Regions from separate parts of the Mus musculus genome. Here region 2 is linked to region 1. A link is a loop called in an ENCODE intact Hi-C map of the cell type or tissue named here. Cell type or tissue: heart. All regions are shown on one strand. Each heading gives the region's core, and the rest is flanking DNA. Links, peaks and the distances in the headings are about the cores only. Region 1 holds the start of Coro7 (coronin 7). Region 2 holds the start of Tfap4 (transcription factor AP4).

Region 1 (12,557 bases), core at 1,689-9,688:
ATGCAGGTAAAACAACCATACACATAAACAAACTAACAAAAACAACCTAAAAAGTCAACGATCCACTTATAACAAAGTCTCTATATGGTATCCAAATGACATCTCAAAACTCTTTTTCAAAATTTGGATTAGCGGGCTAGAGAGATGGTTCAGTAGTTAAGAGTACTGGTTGCTCTCTCAGAGGACCCAGATTCAGTCCCAGTCCACATGGCACTCACAGCCATCTGTAACACCAACCCCAGCCTTCTCCTGGCCTCCTTGGCACCGGCATGCATGTTATACACAGACATACATGCAGGTAAAACACTCATACATAAAGAAATTTATACAAAATTTAGATTGGGCTAGGCATATTGGTGCACACCTTTAGTTCCAGCACTTGAGAGCTCTGGAGAGGCAGGGGGATTTCTGAGTTCAAAGCCAGCCTGGTCTACAAAGCAAGTTCCAAGACAGCCAGGGCTACCCAGAAAAACCGTATCTTGTAAAACAAGAAACAAGCACATTTAGATTAGAAGACGTTCGGCATACTCTACATAAATCTTGGCTTTTGTTGTTAACAACCTAATGATCATCATCAGAACTCTGACAATGAGCAGAACCCTACTTTCAGATCTCCCTCAAACCACCCTACCTAAGGAGTAAGAATTTATCCTCTTCCTTTACCCCAGGTCTTTAATAAGAGATCTAGCTCATAGAAACCACAGCTATGGAGACTAAGCCGACTAGGCCAATGCCTAGAGTATAATAAATGTTCCCCAAAGTGGGCATTCTGCCACACAGGCTGCTGAGGACCCCCAGAATCAGCTGCAGCAGACAAAAGTCCTTTGTAAGGGTTCATCTCCACCCTGCAGCTCAGCATAGCCACTCCCTGGAGTGGCTTTTAGCAGCATGGCTGGGCTTAGAAATGAGAGGTGCCCTGCTAGACTCCAGAGAATATGTAGGGCTGAGAGCCATAAGGGTGTGTGTCTGGTCCTCAGGAAGGAAATCCAGGGGCCCAGGACTTCCTTCTGCCACCCCGATGGACTGGAACATCTACCTTCCTTTCTGCAGGCCAGAGTTCCAAACCAGATGCAGCCTTCTGACCCCCCAAGGACTTTGCAGAACATACAGTGAGAACAAGAAGCCATAGGCGACAGGACCAAGAATGAATCCCTGGTCACAGGTTTCCTGACTCAGGCATCACTCACCTGAATGACAGCCAAGGTAGGTCACATGCCTCTTGTTTTCCTCATGGCCTTCCAGAGATATGACACCCAATACACCTGTTAAACAAACACAGAGGTTCTCACTTTGAGCTTAATGGTGGCCACTTATCTCCCTTCAAAGGACTCCAGACCCCAAGCCATGTGACCTCCTGAAAGCCTCTCCCAGTTGTCCCTTTTTTTCCTGACACTGAAGGGATCTAGGGTCTTCCCCAGCTTGAACCATCTGCACTGAATGTATAGAACACTAGAAAAGGAGGTGCTCTTTTTCTCACACAGACCATGGACGAGGTCAGCTTTGGGCTATCAGCTGGCACTCCCACCATCCTCACCAGAGAAGGAAGTCAGCACCTCAAGGCAGCAGGGTTGAGGGACCAAGAGAAAACTGGGAACAGGTGAGGTGGTTTACACCTATAGTCACAGCCCCTGGGAGACAGGGCTAGAGGAATCCTGCAAGTTGGAGGCCATCTTGGGCTATAAAGTGAGATGCTATCGGAAAGCAATAGGATGGGGGTGGGGTTAGAGAGTGCAAGTGGAGAGAACTTGAGCAGCTTTGGCTCCAACTCTGCCTAGAGTCCCTGGTGAGGAAAGAGGCATTTATCTGTGCTAGCTTGGTCTATCGATGTTGTCACAAGCAGCCAAGGGAATTCAACCACACAAAAACTCATTTTGGTTTTTTTGTTTTGTTTTGTTTTTTTAAGTTTTTGGTTTTTGGGGTTTTTTTCTTTTTTTTTTTTTTCTGTTTTTTGTTTTCTTTGAGATGGGGTCTGAGTAGCTCAGGCTGGCTTGCATCTCAAACTCTTCCAGATTCAGCCTCCTGGAGTGCAGAGATAGCAACACAACACTGTACAAGGACTTTTCAAATCTTCATTGTGATCAATCCCAGCCCAAGGTCCAATACAAGGAGGGGGATTGTCTGTGGGGATGGCTGAAAACAGAAATACCATTTTCTTTCCTCCCTGGCTAGAACCACCACCATAGTTTACATATAAGCAAGATCTGACTGCTATATGTTGACCAGTGTATAGGGGTCTAAGGCCTGCCCCTCCCCACAGCCCACTCCATTCCAACTCCCCACTATGAATGGAGTTTGCCCTTTTCCTGACCCTATCTATGATGATAATGTCTGAACCTTTTCTTCTATGTCTACCTCCCTACCTGGGCGGTCAGAGTTGAAAGCGATCAAGCTGCAGCTTGATTTGATGTGGTTCCCGCATGTGGGGGTGGTTACAGCACGAATATCACTGATCCAGGCCTGCAAATGAAGAATAACATGGTTAGTGTCAGGTCTCTCCTCAGGGCCATAGACAGGGCCATAATGCAGGAAACTGTGTGTGTGTGTGTGTGTGTGTGTGTGTGTGTGTATGTGTGTGTGTGTCTGGTGTCATCCACGCAAATCACCCACTTTGTTTTTTGAGACAGGGTCTTTCCCTGAATCTAGAACTCACAAATTCTGCTAGGCTGGCTGGTTAGTGAGCTCCAGCCGTCCTCTTGTCTGTGTGGGTGTGTGATGATTGTAAGCATACATCATCACTTAGGTTCTGGACATCAAACTTATGTCTTCATGCATTATAGCAAATATGTTACTAATAAAGTTGTTTCTTCAGCCCTTAAAGCTGCACCATTAGAGCAGTATTTTTTGGGATAGATATTTGGATTTTTTTTTTTTTTTTTGGTCTGCCCCCACTCAGTCCCTTAAAAAATAGCAAATGTTCTTGAAATAATCTAACTAGCTCAGAGGGTGATTCTATTTAGCAAATCAGTTCCCTAATAAGGATGAGGAGGCGGCTGTCAGAGGAAATGCATGTGTCTCTGGGGGGAATATTTCAGTTCAAAGAGTGGGAAGGAGCTGGGCAGTGGTGGCGCAGGCCTTTAATCCCAGCACTCGGGAGGCAGAGGCAGGTGGATTTCTGAGTTTGAGGCCAGCCTAGTCTACAGAGTGAGTTCCAGGACAGCCAGGGCTACACAGAGAAACCCTGCCTCAAAAAGAAAAAAAAAAAAAAAAAAAAACAAGAGTATGAAAGTGGCAAGGAAGTGACCATCTAACAGAAGATGGGTGTGCTCCTGTGGCTACTCTGCTGAAGCCAGGGCCCACGGCCCCTTGTGAACATCACACTCAGTAGGGAGAAGATAAAGATCTGGCTTCCTCAGAGCATGCTCCGCCCTGGATGAGTGAAGGCAGTAATGGTGACACCCCGCATATGGGAAAGAAGAGCGCTCGCCCTGCAACTGAGATCAAGGACCCCATTCCCTCTGTTGGTGTCAAAGCACAGATCTGCAATCCTTCTTGCCTCAGTAACAAGCACTCCTGAGGCCCCCGGTTCTGTGGGCCTGTCTGATTAACTTACTAGAAGGAGGTCCATACAGAGAGAAGCCACAGAGCCCTGAAGGTCTCTCCAGATCCGTCCACTAATCATTACTGCACTCTTAGTAATAGTCTGCATCCAAATCTAAGCACTGTGTACTTCCTCTCAAGCTTTCAATGGCGCCATACTATACTCATAACAAAACTCAACTTCTTCCTCTGAAGGGCTGCCCTGTAACTCATCTGTCACCAGCTTTGCCTGGCTAATGGCCTCTGTCCACCCTGGGTTCACTTTCTTTTTTTCTTTTTTCTTTTTTTGGTTTTTCGAGTCAGGGATTCTCTGTGTAGCCCTGGCTGCCCTGGAACTCACTCTGTAGACCAGGCTGGCCTCGAACTCAGAAATCTGCCTGCCAAGTGCTAGGATTAAAGGCCTGCACCACCACCGCCCGGCCACTTTCTTTTTCTTTACTGGCTTTTTTTCTTCTCACCCTTCTGGCCTCTGTTGAAATCCACCCACCTGGGCACTGTCCTCCACAATACTATTACGTTCAACTCTACTTCACTTCTTTACATCACAGCCCACCACATACCCCCGGGTGTTCTGATTCTTCAGTGGATTTATATTGTGCTTGCTGACCAGAGGCTGTTAAGTTCCACAGAGAAGGGGAAATGTCACAATGTTCACTGTTTTAGAGAGCTGAGCAGCACACAATAGGTACAGAAAGGCTAACTGTCCAGAGAATGAAAATGGAGCACGGTTGTCCTAACTTGCTTTGGGACACTAGAGGTCCAAATAACACAGGGGGAGAAAGGCCAGTGCCTCACCGAGTGGAGTGTCCTTCTTGACACTCCATCTGGGATCCACCTGCTCTAGGCTTCTCCAGGCCCCAACAACCGCTAGTATCATCACCCCAGTAAAGGAAGAGCTTGCACCAGTAGACAAGGAAGAGTGGCAGAAACTCGAGGGAGGAAGCCTGCCTGGCCCCAGGGGCTCCCTCTCCAGATGATACCTTCCCTCTCACTGAGACCACAAGAAAGAGATGCATCTCTCCCACAGCCCGGCCGGCCCGGAGCAGGGGTGATCCTAGACTGCTGGAAGGGGGAGACCGGCGTCGACAGTTTCCCAGCCAGGTTCCCAGCAAGGCCGACCGGAAACAGAGGCCTGTTCGCGTCTGGGAGTGCTGCGAGGCCTCCTGGGGTAACAGGGGGAGGCGAACCGGCCAGGCCGACCTCCGGGATCACCCAACTACTAGGGCGCGTCATCAGACCTCCGGACTCTGTCCTCTGAGCAGTGAAGGGGCGGCCTGAACTCTAGGGTTCATCTAAAGGGAGAAGTTCCGGGTGGACAGATGGGGCGAGGTGGGGTGAGGGTCTTCACAACCCAGAGTGTGCACTGCACAGGCAGGCACTGGGAATGGCAGTCCTCCGGGACCAGAAGCCAGGGAGTGGGGTCCACTGGCCGGGCTCACCTCTCGGCGGGACGGCCGGGCCTCCATATGCCGAAACTTGGACACCTTGAAGCGACTCATGGCAGCTGGGACAGAGCAAGCTCAGGCTGGAGAACGAGGGTCGTCAGGTACTAGGTGAATGAAGAGAAGCCGCCCTGGACTCTTGCAGCCTGCCGCCTCAGCAGCCTGCAGCCTGGTGCCACGCCCTTATTGATGACAACCAATCGGAAGCTCCTGCGGCCTGCCTAGGCACGCCCCCACGTCACCCTTCTTCAGCGCGACGGCCTTCAGCCCCGCCTTCTTCAGAGGCCAGGACGACCTGAGAAGTCACGCCCTGATGCCTGGGGGACTACTGCACTGGTCGGAGGTCATGTGAGCCGCAGCTGTCCTACCGAAGGAACCACACTTCAATTGCTGCAGGATTAGACTTGCAATACTGGTCCCTGAGGTTTTACAATGACCTGAGAAATAGCAGGACAGAATTAACTAGACTAAAACTGGGAATAATCCCCGCGACCCATAAAAGATAAGAACCACTGAGACTCAATCTTTCTCTCTCTCAATCTCTCTCTCTCTCCCTCCCTCCCTCCCACCTCTTGTCTCCCCTTCCCTCCCTTTCTACCCCTTTGTTTTGAGTTTTATTTTTATTTTATTTTATTTTTGTTTATTTATTTATTTATTTATTTTGAGACAGGGTTTCTCTGTGTAGTCCTGGCTGTCCTAGAATTCACTCTGTAGACCAGGCTGGCCTCAAACTCAGAAATCCCCCTGCCTCTTCCTCCCAAGTCCTGGGACTAAAGATGTGCACCATCACTGCCCAGCCAAAAATACACATTTTATAATGCAATTTTTTTCATACTAGAGTGTATGATGATAATGACCAAGTGATATATAGCTTTATTCTCAATATCTGTGAGCATCAATTTTCCCTTAAAAATGATTTTAGCTGTGGATTGTAGCTCAGTTGGTAGAGTGTTTGCCAGGCATGTATGAAGCCCTGGGTGCCATCCCCAGCACAGTGACATAGTCCTATAGTCCCAGCATTCAGGAGGAAGATCAGAAGTTCAAGGTCAGCTTGGTTTACATAGTTCGGGACTATATAGTGAGAACCTGCCCAAAAAGAAAAAAAAGAAAAAGAAAAAAGAAAGAAAAGAAAAGAAAAGGGAGAAAGAAGGCAGGGTTGGGAAAATGGCTCAGTGGGTAATTATGCTTGCTCTTGGTTAGACTTGTTGGATCCCCTGGCCTTGTGAAGTGTCTTAAACTGCCACATGGGTGCTGGGAATCAGACTTGGGTCTTCTTCGAAAATAAGGAGAAACAAGTACTCTTGACTGCTGGGACATTTACTTTTGTTCACCTGTCTATCCCTGCCTACTCATCTGTGTGCACACAATGTTGGGGTCCAGGAATTGCCTCACAAATCACACAGACATTGATCTCGGTCAGACCAGGATGGTTTATTGATCATATGCTCCAGGATTGGTCGACCAGGGCCATGGTCAGGATTTCAGAACTGAGCCACTACCCTGAACTAAGATCCTACAGGGCTTTTAAGCCCAAGATCTACAAACATTTGTGCCAAGTTATTTCATCAATCGGGATTTAAAGACAGGAAGATTTCCTTAGGAACATGTCTTTGTTGTACACTTATCCTGCTCCCATTGGTTGGGGTAGTCAACTGTGGCAGGCAGGGGACTTGCCTTGTCTAATAATATTCATGTCCTAACTTGTCAACCAGGATGGGCTTTGTCTAACATTCATGTCTTTACTTGCTAACCAGGATGTCTTTTTCTGCCAAGTAGGATGTCAGTTCCTAAGGAGGTCTTGGGAACTTAAACTTTACTAGACTCCTACTCTAAATGGAAGTCTTACTCCAAATAGTTTCTTATATTGGTGCAGGTGCTCTCTTATGTTGGAGTCCATCTCAGGGGCAGCTTATACCATAAAAGCTCATACGCAGGTGCAGGAAGTGCTGCTGGGTGGTTGGTTCAGGTCCAAGCTTATTGTGGGTAACTATACAAAACAGTTCTACCGACTTCTATAGTGATTGATTTCCAGGGACACAGAACATAAGAGAATATGTAATCAGTCTTGGCATTAGAAAGTTTCCTAGTAACAGCAGAAACTTATGACAAAGTTTCCTTATGGTAGACTATCAAAGGTAGGTTCTCTGGAAGCACAGCAAGAGCTCTTACCTGCTGATCCTTCTCTCTAGCTCCAATAAAAATGATTCTTGCAGGGCTCAGTGGTGCCTATCTGTATTCTTAGAAATTTTCAAGAGTGAGTGGGAGGCTGGCTTGAGCCCACAAGTTTGAGACTAGCCTGGGCACTATAAGATTAATGACATTGCTATAGCGTGTACAACAGAGCCTGAGATTTGAGCAGTAGGAGCTCCAACTTTTTGTTGTTGCTGTTGTTTTTTGTTTTTTTGTTTTTGTTTTTCAGTTCATAGTCTTAGTCATTGTGCTGGAGATATTTGAATGCATTTGCTGCTGGATGCATTACAGAACTGTCCCCTCTCATTCCCTGCGCCTTGCCTTCCTCCTTGTTTCACTGAAATGCTCTTTGTTCCCATCACTGACACCCATGCACAAGCTCTCCAGCTGCCCTTGCACTTTACACTAGCTTCATAACTACTTTCTGCTTGATTGGTAGTTTTTGACCTTAAGAGTCTCAGAATCCACTGAGAATTTGGTTGGTGAAGGTTATGGATATCTATCCAGGGTAACATGCACACACATTTTGTGTACAAAACTGGGGGGTAGAAAGTGCCAGTGTGCTCTCTCTTGTGCACGTGTATGTGTGTGTGTGTGTGGTGTCAATGTAGACTGATCATCCTAAACCCATTCATAAGCCCTCAGATTCTCTTCCTTTTATTTGGGAGGGTGGTGAAAAATGTAACTTTCCTAACTAACCAGCCCCAGTCTAGCTTTCTGGCTTCATTTTCAGTTATGTATACTAAATTTAAGGTTTAAGCATATACTTCTACACATTTAGACACCAGCTTTTATAGCTTTTTTAAAAAATTTTTGTAATAAACTGATGACATGACTGTTCCATAGTATGCTAGACCTGGTAATTTGAGGAGAGAGAGAGGGAGAGGGAGAGGGAGAAAGAGAAAGAGAAAGAAAGAGAATCGAAGGGTTATAAGCTTGGGGAAGTGGGACCCATGAGCTGCAGAGTTTGAAGTTGGGGAAGAAGTGAGAAGAGCTAGGATGCTAGCATGAACTTTGAAATTTGAAACAGGTACTTTTGGTACAAGGGAGCCTGAAGGCCTGATGTGCTTTGGTATGCTAATAGTCACCACAGATAGCCACGTGTCCCTTCAGCCAGGGATAAAGAAAATGACTCCTTTTGATAATAGGAACCAGCTTCACAATTTTTTTTTTCAAAAACAGGATTTCTCCAGGTAGCCCCAACTATCCTGGAACTTGCTCTGTAGTCCAGGCTGGCCTCAATCTTAGAGATCTGCCTATCTCTACCTCCCATGTGTTGGGATTAAAGTTGTGAGAAACCATTGCCTGACTTGCTGGTTTTTATCTAACCACTAGAAATCCTGTACTCCAGGTTGAGTCTTATTTCTGGATATTTGTACTGCCTTTTGGAGTTTGGGGAGTTGGATTTTCCTTCGGGCCTAACTCGAAGATGGGGGTCTCATGTAGCCCAGACTATCTCGAATTTGCTCTATAGCTGAAAATGATCTTGAACTCCTGATCATCCTACCTCAATCTAGTCTGGCAGCTTTTGGTGTTTTCGTCACTTGGAATACTACATCTGTACTCGATTCACTTTTCATCAAAGTTCAGTTATGGACATTATGACTCAGAAAGTTTAACAGCCCACCCCCACCCCCCACTGCCAAGCCTTATGCGTGTAAGAAACTTATCATAAGAAACAGATCGAGTACACTGGTATGCTTGTAACTGTGCACCTTTGATAGCACTTACCGTTGTTACTTAATAAGAAGTCTGTCCCTGTAAGGCGAGTTTGCTCCCCTGGAGCGGGTTTCCTCTAACATTCTTTCTAGAACATGGATAACAAACAGCAGGCGCACAATACATAATAGGCATTTACAATGCTCATTGAATTTTCGCTACAGGTTTGGAGAAGGCTAACGTGTTTAAGACGGACCTGAGTGTTTCAAGTTCTGCTGGGAAGGAATCAGACGCGGAAAAACTGCAGCCAACAACCGGGGTGGAGCCTTTCTGAGAGAACATGTAATAAGATGTAATTTTCAGGGTCAAGGGAGGGCATCCACACGGGGTATACCGGAATCTGATACTGACGCCGCGTTGTCTGCTGGGGTTTGTAGTTCCTGCCAGGGCAAGGCTCGCTAGATTATGGTTGCTGCACTCAGCGACAACATTCACAAGTAAAGTGCAGCATTCGTTCCTACCTCACAAAATTCCAATACAGGGAAAAGTTACAAACTGACATCCTCATAGTCTAGCACTTGTACACGTTGGCCTAGGTTCTACCGTTCGGAGACCGAGGCGCGTGCGCAATGCTTACGCTCTGCGTGCTACGGATGCCTCGCCTCCGGAAGACGCGACCGGCGAGGCGGGCCAGTGACGGTCTGCGCAGGCGCAGTGTCCCCGGGCCAAAATGGCTGCGTGGTGTTCCCCACGCTGGTTGAGGGTGGCAGTGGGGACTCCCCGGCTGCCGGCTGCAGCGGGGAGAGGGGTCCAGCAGCCCCAGGGGGGCGTAGTGGCAACATCCCTGTGTCGCAAGCTGTGCGTCTCTGCCTTCGGGCTTTCCATGGGCGCTCACGGCCCCCGGGCGCTGCTGACATTGAGACCCGGTGTCCGCCTCACAGGTGAGGGAGGCTTCCAGCTCTGGAGTAGAGGCTCCTGGGATTAGAAAGGGCGATTCGGCTCCATCTGATGACCAGGGTAGCGGGATGGAGATGTCTTCCGGCCCAAGAGAGGAATTTCTGGGGACACAGGCAAGCAGGAGGCAGAGAGGCCAAGGTGCTGGCTACCCAGAAGCCGTCGAGGGGAAAGAGCTGCGTGGAGCCGGAGGTGTTGAAACGCTCCGAACGCCATGAACCTTCACCTCTGTCAACAGTTCACCTCTCTGTCCAGGCTGCTGCCCCCTTGTCATAGCCCTTCTCTTTTTCTTCACGCTCTAGCTTGTAGTGGAAGATGTAACTGCCATTTAGTGAGTGCTAGGCACCCATAAATCAAGGGAGATGCAGGTGCTTGCCCTCATTAAGGTTAGAGAGTGTGATGAATTGTCATTTCATAGCGTTCATCCTAAATATCACGTGGTGTAATAGAAGGGCATTTATCAGTCTTTTAGAATCCTTAAGTCAGTGAATGTAATAATGGAGTCTAACATTTATTAAACATTGTGTAGGAAGTATGATTTCACTCCTTGGAGAATGTTTCAATGTGACAGGCATTGTTAACCATTCCATTTTATGGAGAAACAGGTTTAGATGTTAAAAAACTTGAAAAAGTCACAAAGCTAAAAACTGGTAGACTTGGTATGGTACCTACCTTCCTTATAGCTGGAGGGGATGCCAAATTAGTGTGCATTAAGCCTTGAAGTGTTTTAGCCACGATCTTGTCTGTCTCTTTAAAAAATATTTTTGTAAGTTATTTTGAGTTCTGTGTGTCTGTGTGTGGGTATGTGCTCTTAAGTACAGGTGCCCAAAGGGGCCAGAGGCATCTGATCCCCTGTAATTATGAGCTGCTAGACTTAGGGACTAGGAACTGAACTTGTGTCCTCTACAAGAGCAGTATGTGCTTTTAATTGCTGAGCCATCTTTCTGTCATCATAGTTCCTTATACTGTGTTATCACTTAATTTTCAGTGAGAATGAAGGAAGCAAGCACTGAACTTTATTTTGGGTAGTTCTAGGGATCAAGCATAAGGCTTCATGCATGCCTTAGAGTGGCTTTTAAATTATGTATCCTTGTGTGAGAGAGATATGGAGGCGCATGTACACAGGCACTAAGTATTACTTCTGTATGAAAGCATAACTGAAGAACTGCAGTTGGCTTTCCTCAAGTCAGCCCATAGGCTACAGTGGGCATATTTTATCTCAAGTGACAATATGTGTGGACATGGCATCCTGTAGTGGTGTATCCTGACACCACATCTAAGGTCATCAGTTTGGCCCCAAACTTTAGTCTGTGATCATTCCTCAAGTCCCAAACAGGGGCTGGAGAGATGGCTCAGCTGTTCAGAACGCTGACGGCTTTTCTAGAGGACCCAGGTTCAATTTCAATTCCCAGCACTCATATGGTAGCTCTCAGCTGACTGTGGCTGTAGTTCCAGGGGATCTGACACCTCTTCACAGACATACATTCAGTCAAAATACCGAAACATATGAACTAAAAAGAAATCATAAAAAAGAAATCTCCTAACCAGAAAGAAATCAGCAATTAGCTACTGGATTAGGCATTCTTAGAACAACATGAAGACTAATCCTATTCTGGGTTCAAAAAGCAAGACATGTGCTGGGCATACTTTGTAGAGAAAAAAAATAGATATTTCCTAGTAGTTGCTAATCATTGGCCTTTAGAATAGAAAAAAGCATCCGCTGTGTAATAGTTACCTGTGGTTATTCACAGTTTCCTTGAGCTGTCTGCTGATGTCGTAGAAGCTGGTACAGCTGACAAACTTTTGCCACTAATAGACTCATGCTCCTGATAATGGAAGGAGTGAGGAGTACAGGAATACAGCCAGGCAGGTAGCAAGTAAAGAGATCCAATATAGGATCACCAAGTATCGAGGTCTAATGTCTTCTCCGGGAGTGACTGAAGAGTCAATCACAATCTCATTCTGATTATTCCTGCTCATTCTTTTTTTTTTTTAATTCCTTTCTATATACTTTTTATTTTATTTTATTTTAATTAGGTATTTTCCTCATTTACATTTCTAATGCTATCCCAAAAGTCCCCCATACCCACCCCCCCCACTCCCCTACCCATCCACTCCCCCTTTTTGGCCCTGGCGTTCCCCTGTACTGGGGCATATAAAGTTTGCATGTCCAGTGGGCCTCTCTTTCCAGTGATGACCGACTAGGCCATCTTTTGATACATATGCAGCTAGAGTCAAGAGCTCTGGGGTACTGGTTAGTTCATATTGTTGTTCCACCTATAGAGTCTATATACTTTCAACTTCTCTGGCTGATTGTTTGTTTGTTTTTGTTTTTGTTTTTTGTTTTTTTGTTTTTTCGAGACAGGGTTTTTCTCTGTATAGCCCTGGCTGTCCTGGAACTCACTCTGTAGACCAGGCTGGCCTCGAACTCAGAAATCCGCCTGCCTCTGCCTCCCGAGTGCTGGGATTAAAGGTGTGCACCACCACGCCCGGCTGTTTTTGTTTTTACTTTGGAAACAGGGTGTTCTATGTTCCAGACTGGCCTAGAACTTCCTGTGTAGCTATGAATGGAGCTTGAACTTTTGATCCTCTGCATCCTTTTCCTCATGTTAGGATTATGCTGGGTTTGTTCAGTTCAGGGAATCAAATTCAGGGCCTTGTGCATACCTGGTAAGCAGTGTACCTACTGAACTATGTCCCTGAGCTTTGCCCACATTTGAAGAACATTGAGTTTGGCCTCTAGTGTACTCAGTGGGAATAGGCCCTATAGCTGGG
Region 2 (12,557 bases), core at 2,379-10,378, 120 kb before region 1:
CAGACCACCCTCTCCCAGGGCATGCATCCTCATAGAACCTGGGAGTGTGAGCCTTGGGAGAGAGCCAGGTCTCCCACTTGACAGATGAGATGAGGCCTCCCTTTCATTAGAGCTTATGGTAGGGAGAGAGATCCAGCCTTCCTGCTTCAGCCCAGGATGCCTCCTTCCTCCCAGCCCTTCAAGAGAATGGTGGGCATGTGGAAGGAGACGGGGACTCAGGTCAGGGCCAAGAGGCCCTGTGATGGATGTGCTGCAGTAAGTAGTTAACAACACAGGGTTAGGGGCAAAATGAGACAGAACGGACAGTGAGGGCACACACCTGTAGTTTCAGCACTGAGCAGGCTGATGCTAGCTAGATGAGTGGGAGTTTTGAGACCAGCCTGGGCTACACAGGAAGACTCTTGTCTCAAAAAACAAGCAAGAAAAAGATTCGGTGATGGGCAAGGTGGCAACATGTCAGGAGCAGGCACTTAGGAGACAAGTTCAAGACTATCCTCAACCATATAGCAAATTCAAAGTCAGCTTGGCCTACATGCTAATGATACCCTGTCTCAATAAAGTGTATGGGAAGGCTGAAGACAGAGCTAAGTCGTTAAGAGTCCCTCCATTTCTTCTAGAGGACCTGAGTTTAGTGGCTCAAAACTAATTGTAACTATAACCCAGGGAATTAACACCCTCTCTGGCCTCTATAGACCCCCATACATATAAACAATATAAGTAAATATATACATATACACGCATACATACATACATAGAGAAGTAACAGAGAGCAAGCTACCCAGTGATTATAATCCCTACCCTAACCCTAGGATTGCTGTGGGAGTCTTCCCAACAACTCACCCAGTCTCTGGGCCCTGCTTGTTATGCCCCAAAGTGTAAAACTGACCTAAGACTGGGTCTCAAGCAAAAGCCTTGTAGCCACCCTCAGGCTACCCCAAGAGCTACCCTATCTAAAGAGCCACAGAATACAGAAGTATATTTTTTAAATATACCAGGGCTAAATCTGCAGTTCAGCTGAGCATGTTCTAGATTCAATCTCCAGAACTACCACTATATTAAAAAACGGGTGGGGAGCTAGACATGGTGGCAAGCACCTTTAATCCCAACACAGACTGAGGCAAGAGGAACCTTAGTTCAAGGACAACCTACAAAACAAGAACCTGCTGCTTGAAAGAACCAACAAATAGGCCTGGAGAGATGGCTCCCCAGCTAAGAACACTTGATCCCCAGGTAAAAGGGGGAGAGGGACCTGCTATAGTAAAAGGTGGCATTGGGTCCCCAACGTAGAGCAGAACAGGCTCTATCTATACCATACTCCACACACCAGCTGTGGTGACAACTTGGAGGGTCAGGCACCCTGGAGTTGCTGGGCCAATTCATTTTGTTGTTGCTGCTCTTCTTTAAGACAAAAGTTTTACTCTTATAGCCCAGGTTGGCCTCATGGCACTCCTCCTGCCTCAGCCTTCCAAGTGCTATGCAGACAGACAGAGCAGGGCAGAGCCAACTCCTACAAGGTGAGATCCCAATGGCTGTGCCCTCTATTAAGGCTCACACACAACCAAAGGCTGAACAACTAAGTGGCTGTGACTGTAAGCACAGCCCTAGAGGTCACACCTACAGTTCCCACTAACTCAGCTACCCTTGAAAGGGAACTGCGGCCTGAGAGCTAACTTCAGCTCTCTCCTCATCCTCCAAGTCATGCACTATCTGGGGAGCCCAAAGCAGAGCCCCAGCTCTGAAAGGTTCCAACACAGAACTCCCGGATTGTAGAGACCTTGGGTCTCAAGAGAGTGAGCAGGCCCCTAGCCTGACTTTTCCAAGTGTTCCACCCAGCCTCTGTGCTTAGGAGCCAACTGCTGGTTAACATGGTCAACTCTGGACCTAGTTGTTAAAATAGACTGTCCTTACAAAGCTACAATTCTGCAAGGGAACTTGGGTTTGCCTCAGTTGCTCATCTAACAGCTTAGCGATCTCCTGCCAACAGAATTAAGAGACTACATGCTGGTCCCTGGTAGAATGCAGGTAAGCTAATGGGTGCCCTAGTGGGTAGTGTGACTAGCCATGAATTACCATCAGTGTAGCCCGGGCTGTCCTGGAACTTTTGCTATGTAGACCAGGCTGGCCTTGAGCTCATAGAGATCTACCTACAAGACACAGGGGTTAAACTCAGATAATTCAGCTTGTTCACAGGGACTTGGACCTTATCTACTGAGCCATCTTGCCAGCCCTTAAAGGAACTTTTACAGAGTTTGTAAGATACCCAGGGTGACAGCACAGGGTGACTGTACATGCTTGAAGCTCCAGCACTTGGTGGAAAGCAGCAAGATTGGGAGTTCAAGGTCATCTTAACTTACAAAGCAAGCTGGAGGCCAGCCTGGACTAAATAAGAGCCTATCTTTTAGGGGGGTCACAGGGGGCTAAGGAGATGATTCAGCCACATAACCATGGGTACCCGAATTCAGATCTACTGCATCCACATAAAGGCTGGGCACAGTGCATCTGTTACCTCAAAACTCTGGTGCTGGGGGTCGGGGTGAAGGGGAGAGGAGAGGATGCAGAGACAGGTGGATCTCTGGAGCCAGCCAGCATAGACGCAGTGGTGAGCACCTTCTGAAAAGATGAGGTCTTGAAACCTAACATTCCCTAACCTTATTTGTTTAGGCCTAGGTCTAAAAAACAAGGAGGAGATGCTAGCTGTGGTATTTTTCACCAGGAGATGCTAAAGAGGAAAAAGTATGGCAAGTTTGAAGGCAGCCTGGGATGTCCATCTTGTCTGAAGAGATGGTTGAGAGCAGTTAAAAAGCTGAGAGAACTGACTTCTACTCCAGAGGACCCAAGTTCAGTTCCCAGCACCCACACAGCACACTACTCCAGGGATCTGATGACCTCTTCTGGCCACTGAGGGCAGGGCACACATGTGCTACACAGATATGCATACAGGCAAAATACCCACACACATTTAAAAACCTGAGGTTTAAAAAAATTAAATAAAAATATAAGTAAATAAATAAGGTGGAAGAATGTTATATCTCAAACTCAGGACAAATGGCCGAAGTGCCTACCTATCAAAGCGGATACTGGCTCTCCCAGCGCCTCTCAGTACCTGTTACAGAGTAATGGCTGGCACACCCCATTTCCTACCCTAAACTCTTCCAGCCCAGGGACTGGAATGGGCTTCCCTTCCCCCAGCCTCCAATCCCTATATAACAACCTCAGGCACTTTGGCTACTGGCTTCTTTCCCTCTTAGCCGCTGGGTTCCCTGGAACTCTCTCTGCTCTTTCTCTCACCTCTTGCTCTCCCCCACTCACTCTCCTCTCATGGCCATGTTCCAAAGCCCTCTGACTGCTTTCTTCCCGGCTCTACAATAAACCTCCTCACCATACCAGGGAGCAGCTGAGGAAGTCACCTATGCACATGCGCACACTTGCACACACACACACACACACACACACACACACAGCCACTGGACATTACCATGCGCCTGCTCTTTAGAGTCTGGATCTCACTTTCTAGGCACTGCCTATATCCAAGTCTCACAGAACCATTAGGCAGAAGGTCCAAAACGTCAAGCAAAACATCAAAGTGTGCCACACTGCCCTATGGCTCCTTCTGGTTGGCCCAGAAGGCATAGGAGTCAAACAAGAGAGAACCCAGCTAAACAGGGAGGGGTGGAGCAAAGTCCACAGTCTGAAACAAACCAGAGTCCATCCACCATAAGCTCCTGCCCAGCCCACACTCCATCCAGGACAGATCTCCCAGCTGTTGCTCCAGCTGAAAATGAACAGGCCTAGAGGCTATGTTCCTCCATGCCCAGTGTACAACTGTCTCCTTGTAAGCAAGACAGGCTAAGGACCTGTGTGCCTGTAGGCAGGTTGTGGTGCCTCAATTACTAGACCTGAAAACACCCTATGTTCCTGGGGGCGGGGCAGGTCTACTGCCCTCCAGCAACACAGGTCTGGAGAAAGGGACCGAGTGAAGACAAGAGTACCGAAAGGCTTAGGCATAGCAACCAGAGGTTCCTACTGTCAAAGCCAATGCAGGACCAGCACCAGAATGACCTCTCCAGAATATGGAGCTAATCAGGCTTCACTCCCCACTCCCCAAGCCAGCTCAGAGGAGCCAGCACAACAGCAAACTTAGGAATCGAGTCCAGCTGAATATCTGCTCTAACTGGTGCCTTCTTAGCTTTATAAAGCTTCTCCAGCTTTACAAAGAAATCAGAAAACAAATGGACTCACAGCAAGATTGTAGTGATTCGAAGAGAAAATTCTAGCAAGTAGGTCCCCAGAATATTTAGTGTCCAAGAGTTTAGTTACTGCTGTTTTGTACCTGCTGGGCCCTCAGGTGAACCGTATCTTAGTGCCAGCTGGGGGGGGGGGGATTAGAGGGGGCTGCCAGCTGCTAGACCCACCAACAGGCCCTAGGTATTGGCTCTCAACTTGAAAGTAAAGTGGGATCCCTACCTGGATTTTATACCTATGCAGCAACCTGCCCCACAGGCGTTGCTGTCTACCAACCAGCCTATGCCACTCAGCGGGCTCCTCCTCCTCCAGCCCCAGCCCTGCCTGGCTGGGGTGTCGGAGCACGTGGCCCCAGCCCTGGGGAGCCATTACGCTCCTAGAGTAGCACGGCAGGCAGGAAAGAGATCGTCGGTTTCAAACTTAAGCGCGCTGGAGAAACCTCTCCTTGCGTGCACCACCACCATCCCCGCCCGGACCCAGCCGGCTTGTAGGGTTCAATGAGCAGATACCAGGGCCGGCAATAGAAATCTCAGACATGACGATTTAACAAGAGTTTAAGAGAGATTCGGCCACTGGTCAATCGCGATTTAGTAGCGAGTGGATCTGGGGCAACCTAGGTAGGATCAAGCTCACTAAGGGGTATCTCAAGAGAGACCTCCGACCACCCACCCGACCAGGAGATTCAACGCTTTGCATTTATGACTGAGGAACAGAAGTGGGACAGCAAAGTTTGCAGACCCATATGCAACAGGAAGTAGACTAGAGCCCTGAAGCAACCTAAGACGCACCCTCATCAAAAGGCCTCCCCACCTGGCCTGCTTAGCCCACCTAGTTGGTTACGGCCGAGCTTTGTGCAAGTAAAGCGTGGCCCCGAAGCGCCTACAAGTCCCACAATGCAGCACCGACCCGGCATAGAGAACTACAGCTCCCGTGAGGTCGTGCGCGCAGAGGCCCGCCTACTCCAAGAGGGCTGCAGAGTCACGTCCAGGCCTCGCTAGTAAACAGCACCCGAGCGCGGGCGGAGAACGTGCGACTAGTGACTGCCAACGTGTGGGGGACCGCAACTTCCCTGCTTGAAGCATGGCCACTAAAGGTCCACGTACGCCTCGCAACCTCGAGCGAGCACGCCCCCAACCCTGCTGCAGCCCTGTTCTCTGCAAACGTTCACACCACCCGGCTCCCCGCCCCCCCTCCCCGCAGCCTGGAACCGCGGCATGGCAGCATTGTAGCTGTCCTCTCGCACACTCCGGGCCCCCCCCAAAACGACCTCCTTAGAAGAGGGTTCCCAGAAAGCGCGAGTAAGCAAGGAAAAGGAAGGAAGCCAAAGCTGGCGGGGGGAGGAGGAAGCGCTGGGTGAAAGCCACCAGCAGCAAGCATGGCCGGGACTGCTGCAGCACCACGTGGGTCTGTTTGCAATTTACAAACGTCGCGACTCGCCCGCCTGCAGCGGACAAAAGTGGACAGAACCTCTCGGGGTCCCCACGTTCCAAGGGAAGAGGGTCCCTAGGCAACGCAAGCAGGGTTCCAGAGACTGCAGCGGACCCAGTAGCTAAGAAAGGCGAGCGAGCTCGGAGGCGCGAGCCATGCGTGCGCACACGCGCACCCGCCCGGGCGGGCTGGCCGGGGGCTGCAATGGGAAGAAGGGGTTGGGGGGAGGAGCAGTACACACCTACAGAGCCCTCCTATCACTTCTTTCTCTGTTTTCCTGAAATGTTGCAAAGAGGGCACCTTCTGAGTGGGCACCATGAAATACTCCATAGCGATAGGCCCCCCTCCTGTGCACGAGCCAGGTCTCGCGGTCAGCCGGAGAATGCAAGATGGAAATCCGAATCAAAGGGCAGCGCCGGACGGAGGTGCAGAATCGGCCGGTCCCAGATGCTGGCGGCAGCAGCAGCAGCGGCGAGGGGAGGGAGGCGGGCGGGAGGGGCGGGCGGGAGGTCTCTCCAGCCTGCCTCCCCGGGCGTGTGTATGTGTGTGTGTGTGTGTGTGTGTGTGTGTGTGTGTGTTTGCAGCTGATCAGATGTCTGTTTCAAGGCGGGAAACAGCTGGTGAAAACTCAGCACTCCCCGGCCTCCTTCCGCGGAGTAAGGAATTGCATGTAAACAAAGGACTATTTGCAGCGCCCCCCCCAGGGCGACTGGATGCTGGGGCGAGAAGGGCGCAAGCTCCTTGGGACCGACTACTACATGGGTCTGCAGACTTAACCCTGGGATCAGGAATCAGGGGTCGACAGCTGGCTGTGGGGGGACACGATGTGAATGGAGTGAACAGCGGCCCAGCTACATGCGCCACTATGGGTGATGAGGTCCATCAGCTGACAGGTTGGCAAGCGTAGCTAAAAAGAAAAAAAAAAAAAAAAAAAAAAAAAAAAAGGCCAGCCCCACCGCACGGGATCCCAGTCTGTGCAGTCCAGGGTCCGGTGAGGACTGCCCAGTGCGGGGTCTTTGCGCACCGCTATCCTGGAGGACGCGCTGGGCGGGGCTGCAGCAGCAAAGGGAAGGCTCTTTTGGGTGTGTGCTTCAGGCTTTTGCATTTTCATAATTGCCACTGCACGGAGCGGAGCAGAGCCACTCTGGCGCGCTCCCTTTCGAGCCGACCCGGGCCCCCTGGAAACTTGCGTCATAGCCACTGTTTCCCACAAGTAACTTGGGGCTGACTCTGACCACCCGCCAGCCTCCTCCCTCCGTCTTTACCCAGGTGGCTGCCTGGCCCAAACTCTGACTGGTGCTAGGAAATTAGATTGCGAAGGGTACAGGCAGGTGCGCAAGGTACCTCGGATGTTTGGGGCTGCCATAGGAAGAGAGAGCAAGTGGGAAGGAAGGGAAGGGCGGAGGCAAGCCAGAACAGCAGCGGCCCTGAGGCAGGCTGCCAGCGCGGTCCGAATATCCATTAGAGGTCTGGTGGTGGCTGCCAGGTCCTGTCTTGCCTCTTTCACTACCTTACTTTCCGACTTCGCGCGCAGCGGGCTGCAGCTTCTCATTCATGGGGAAGGCGGGATAAAACTTGCTCCACCGCCAGAGGGCGCGCTCTACAATGGGGGGGGAGTGGTGGTCTGGGGCAAGGGAGGGGACGTTTTAGGGGTGAGCTTCCGTCCTCTGACACGCCCCCACCTTCCGGTCCCGGCCCTCCCCAGACTCCTGGAGGGCTTGGCCCCAGGCTCAGGAAGCCCACGCCTGCCTCGGAATGTCCTCGCTCCAGCTCAGCGCCTTTCCCAGACCCATTCGCTGCCTTCCAAGGTTCCACCCAAATCGAGCCTCTTAGTTGAAATACTTCTATTTATAACAATTGTTGGGTATTATTAGAAAACATTGTTCAATATTACCAACCTGATCTCTAACTGTAGATGCCAGATCAATTAGCATCTAATCCCAGGGACACGTAACTTGAAAAGCAGCACTTCCTAGCCGGCTGGGCTGTGCAGTTGCACACCTGTAATCCAGAATTCTAGCGCTTGGAGATCGAAGATACGATCGTGCCTCTAAAAAAGACAAAGAAGCAAGGCGGTGGTAGCGCATGCCTTTAATCCCAGCACTTGGGAGGCAGAGGCAGGTGGATTACTGAGTTCGAGGCCAGCCTGGTCTACAAAGTGAGTTCCAGGACAGCCAGGGCTATACAGAGAAACCCTGTCTCGGGGAAAAAAAAAAAAAAAAAAAAGACAAAGAAATGGGAGAAGAAAAAATCAGGAAGGCAGGTGAAATGGCTTTATAGGTAAAGATGTTGGCCTGCAAGCCTGATGACCTGGTTTTTATTCCCAGAATCCCCGTGGTATAAAGAGAGAACCAGCTTCCACAAATTCTCTCCTGACCTTGGCATGTGCACTTTAGCATACATACATACATACTTAGAAATTAATTTTTAAAAGTTTAAAGGAAGTAAAGAATATGAAAAAAGGCAATTTCACCCCACCTCCACCCCCAGACTGGGTTTCACTATATAGCCCTGACTGTCACAGAACTCACTGAGATTCCTCCCCCCACCCCCTGCTTCCTCTGGAATTAAAGGAGCCACCACTGCACAGATGTGTGTATGTGTGTGTATGATTGTTTCACCTGTGGGTGTCTCTGTACATCAGGTATAAACCTGGTGCTCTCTAAGGCATCTGAAGAGGGCATCTGATCCCCTAGGACTGGAGTTAAAGATGGTTGTGAGCACCATGTTGGTGCTGGAAATTGAACCCAGCTCCTCTGGAAGAGCAGCCAGTGCTGGATGCTGAACCATCTCTGCAGCCCTTGGTTTTTGTTTTTTGAGATAAGAGTCTCCTGTACCCCAGGCTGGCCTCAAACACCTCCTCCCAAGTGCTGGGGTATTAGGTGTGTACCACCAGAGATTTTTAAATCCTACCACACACAGCCTCACACAGCTTTTTTAAAAAGATTTATTTATTGATTATATGTAAGTACACTGTAGCTATCTTAAGACACTCCAGAAAAGGGAGTCAGATCTCGTTAAGGATGGCTGTGAGCCACCATGTGGTTTGCTGGGATTTGAACTCTGGACCTTCGGAAGAGCAGTCTGGTGTTCCTATCCACTGAGCCATCTCACTAGCCCCCCTCACACAGCTTTATAATAGGGTCTTGCGTGCGCCCAACTGGCCAGGAAGAACGACGCTGCAACAGGATCCTTCCACACATGTTTATTGGGAGAGCTTGATTGCAGAGGCAAAGTGACCCCAAGCCCAGAACTGGTGCTGCTTATATAGGCCTAGGAGAGGCGTTCTCTCTCATCTGATTGGTTAACTTTGGTTAATTCTCAAAACCTCATCTTGGCAAAAGAACCTTTACTGCCTATGTATGTGTGGTGGCCAGCAGTAGCCAACTGCCACTCTGCAACTGCCACTCTACAATGGCTTCCCACAATCGGGGTCTTATTTAGACGTTTATGTACCCCTCTGAGCATTACCCCTGTGGTTATCCTTGATTAGCTGTGACCTTAACCTGATCCAGAGTACAGAGTGTGAGTGTCTTTGGCCCCTTCCTTCCAAAAGAGATGACATGATACAGGGAAGGGATGTGGCAGACCCACGAGGACTCTCATTCTTGAAGTACTTTGAAATGTTGACATTTAAAACCTCACATCCAAAGAGAGATGGCTGGGCAGTTAAGAACACTTGCTGGCTTGCCAAAGGACCAGAGTTCTATTCCCAGCATCTTTATCAGCTGGCTCATAGTCACCTGTAATTCCACCTGGAGGAAATTTAATGCCCCCTTCTGGCTGCCTCTGGTGCCACACACATGTGCAGACACACATGTATACAGGCACGCACATATACATGCAGATACACAAGTGCTCAGACACACATGATTAAAAATAATGCCAGCAGCAGTGATGGCTCACAGTTTGAATCTCACATCCTAGAGGCAGAACTCGACAAAGTTCTATGAGTTTTCAGACAGCTTGATCTAATAACAAGTTCCAGGCCAGGCAACATTTCTTAGTGAGCCTTTGTCTCAAAAGGGGAGTGTGTGTGCTGGAGAAACGGCCAGTGGTTAAGAGCGATGGCTGCTCTTCCAGAGGAACCAGGTTGGATTGTGGACACCCACATAGCAGCTCACAACCACCTCAAAGCCCAGTTCCAGGAGATCCAGTGCTCTCTTACAGCCTCTTTGGGCACAGGGGAAAAAACAAAAAGCTCAGTATTGGTGGCACACACCTTTAATCCCAGCACTTCGGAGGCAGAGGGTCAATGTGAGTTCGAGGTCAGCCTGGTCTACAGAGTGAGTTCCAGGACAGCCAGGGTTATAAAGAGAAACCTTGTCTTGAAACAAACAAACAAACAAACAAAAAAACAAAAAAACCTACAATCAAGCTCATTGCAGTGGCTCAGGGCTGAAATGACAGCACTTGAGAAGATGAGGCAGATAAAACCCTCAAGTTCAAGGCCAGCCTGTGCTACCATGTGAGACCTTGTCACAAACAAACAATTCCTGAGGAAGAGTTCATAAGCAAGGGGAGCTGCTATAGTTCTCTTTACAATGTTTATGTCTCCGTTTGATGCAGGGCGTCAGGGGATGTACATGTGTTCCCATGCCAACAGAGATCAGAGATGTTTTATCACTTGGAGCTGGGGTTACAGACAATTGTGACCCATTGAATGTGGGTGCTGAGAATTGAACTCAGGACTTTTGGAAAAGCAGTCAGAGCTCTTAGCCACTGGGCCATCTCTCCAGCCCCTGTATGTTTTCTCATTTTTTTATGCAGTCCTGGGCCTCGATTTGTAACTGGGCCACATCCTTATCTCTGTGGAGGAGGGATAATTTTCCCTGTTTCTAAACAGCCATCCTACAGGTGTCTAGGATGCTGTTCTTTTGAGTTCCTGTTGCTATATAACAAATTTACACAAGGCTGGCAGCTTAAAATCGTACCCATGTATCAGGGCTGGGGATGTAGGTCAGTACAATCCTTCCCTAGTGTGCATGAAGCCCTGGGTTTTATCCCTAGTGACAAATAAGCCAATGCCTTTAGTTCGAGCACTCCAAGGTGGAGAGAGGAAAATCAGAAGTTCATTCTTTGAGTGTGACCAGGATGAGCTACATGAAATCCTGTCTCAAAAACAAACAAAACCCTATACCCACATGTCAGTTATAGTAAATGAGTAGCTGTGTACAGTGTTATATGGCAAAACTTTCCCTGAGGAGACACAACATATGCATCTACTCACCCCAAATAGGGACCCCACAACAGACCAAAGTATAGATACCACCAATTGGTACTTGGTGAACCAATGAGTTTAACTGGGGTTCCTTAATATGGGTGAAGAGTCACTTACAAGAGTAGAAATGACTCGAAGACAGCTGCATCACCAAAGCCCATCCCAGCATAGGTGACAGCTCACAAAACCTGAGATATATGGAGCACACTGTACAGCCTGCAGGCAGCCCAACAGGTTGCAAATGTCCTAAGTGATTTTGATATAAACCTCTTCCAGGCAGCTCCCCTGGTTTCTGCTGCTCCCAGGTAGCTGGTCTGGTCTTAGAGTCTTCACTGCAGCTTGGCTCTGCTATCCTAAAAGAGACTCTCCATTTTTATTGCTTACTCTGGCCAGACAGGGTATAATAAATCTGATCAGTTTCAGGGACTTTGTGAAACTTTTGTTTCCCCTCCTGCATAAGAAGCGTCTCTGCTGGATAGAATGTTTGAATCTTGGAGTAAACTATTACACAACAATCAGTAATATTAGTAGAATTTCATCATTTTCATGTGCTACAACAGATCATATTTTTTTTTTATTATGGCACACTTTAGGTCACAAATGCAGGCCATGTGACTAAGCTGGACCCTGAGCTTGGAGCCTTGGTGGATGAAATCCACCTGCGTTCCTCTGAGGTTTGGCATGCTCCTCTAGGCCCTCTGGTTGTTGTCTGCAGAATTCTTGCTTTTGGCTAGATAGCTAAGGTTACCCCCTATCTCAATGACTCCTGTAGGGACCACTCCCACCTCTTCAAGTCCTTATGGCATGGCCCCCTCCCTGCAAGCCACAATCCCTCAGTGTGGCCTCTCCTTCTCTGTATCCTCGTGTCTCTGTCTTCTCTCTTTAAAGCTGGCATTAAGTTCCCCAGGCATTGTTCTTTCTGGACTCACATGGCCCTTCTGCCTCTCTCCCAAGTGGCTAAACCTACAGGCGCACACCCCTGTGCCCAACTCAAGCCTTCTCCTGCTTTGTCTTGATTGCTTCCTCTTCTCCAAACACCTGGAGGAACCCTGCTTATGCAGGACCCACCAAATGACCTCTCCAAGGTCACCAGTCACAGAAGTCAGAATCACAGTCTACCTACATTGGCCTAAGGAATTAAAATGAGAGGAGAAGCTAGACATAATAGCACACACCTGAGGTCCCCGTACCTGAGAGGCTAAGACAGGTGGTTTGGATCTTGAATTCTGGGACAGCCTAGACATACTGAGATCCTGTTTCACAAAAGCAGCAGCAGCCGTGAGGGAAACATAGATACTACATGTTACATGTTACACAGAGTGGGGACATAAAAACAAAACAACAAATTAAGAGATATTCTAAGGACACACAGCAAGCTGGAGATGGATCTGTAATGTTTAATTTTAATTGTTATCTTGACACAATCTAGAATTACCTGGGAAGGGAGTCTTAGTGAGGCATTGTCTAGTAGGTTGGCCAGCACGCATGTCCTTGTGGCATTGTCTTGATTCCAGTAATTGATATGGGAAGACCCCAGTCCCACAGATAGTGTCATCTGTCAACTTGATGCTGTCTGAGTTGTCTATTGGGAGATCATCTTAATCATTGCCTGTAGACATGTTTGTGTGTCATTTTCTTGATTGATGCAGAAGGACATTGTCCACTG

The links. A loop is a pair of places that touch in the nucleus more often than their neighbours do. Peaks named below come from ENCODE experiments on the same cell type or tissue, not always from the same donor. Only the 100,000 strongest peaks of a DNase experiment are listed, where the experiment ranks them.
Region 2: it touches region 1 in a loop (2.6-fold over the local background); 15 of 42 quality-filtered maps call a loop at or near these places.

What each region holds. Positions count from the first base shown.
Region 1 is chr16:4,674,576-4,687,132 of GRCm38, forward strand. It overlaps Coro7 (coronin 7), which reads right to left and starts at 5,145. Exons shown (of 28, transcript NM_030205.4): 1 at 4,977-5,145; 2 at 2,361-2,457; 3 at 1,188-1,262. The coding sequence starts at 5,036. It overlaps Dnaja3 (DnaJ heat shock protein family (Hsp40) member A3), which reads left to right and starts at 9,495. Exons shown (of 11, transcript NM_001135112.1): 1 at 9,495-9,769. The coding sequence starts at 9,559. In heart, for the core only: no CTCF peak of the experiment used is centred there; DNase peaks (open chromatin) are centred at 4,666, 5,216 and 9,526; H3K4me3 peaks cover 2,970 bases; H3K27ac peaks cover 2,752 bases.
Region 2 is chr16:4,553,517-4,566,073 of GRCm38, forward strand. It overlaps Tfap4 (transcription factor AP4), which reads right to left and starts at 6,204. Exons shown (of 7, transcript NM_031182.2): 1 at 5,912-6,204. The coding sequence starts at 6,000. In heart, for the core only: CTCF peaks have their summits at 2,895 (motif pointing left), 6,358, 7,235 (motif pointing right) and 7,458; DNase peaks (open chromatin) are centred at 5,175, 6,355, 6,845, 7,105 and 2 weaker places; H3K4me3 peaks cover 4,508 bases; H3K27ac peaks cover 4,482 bases.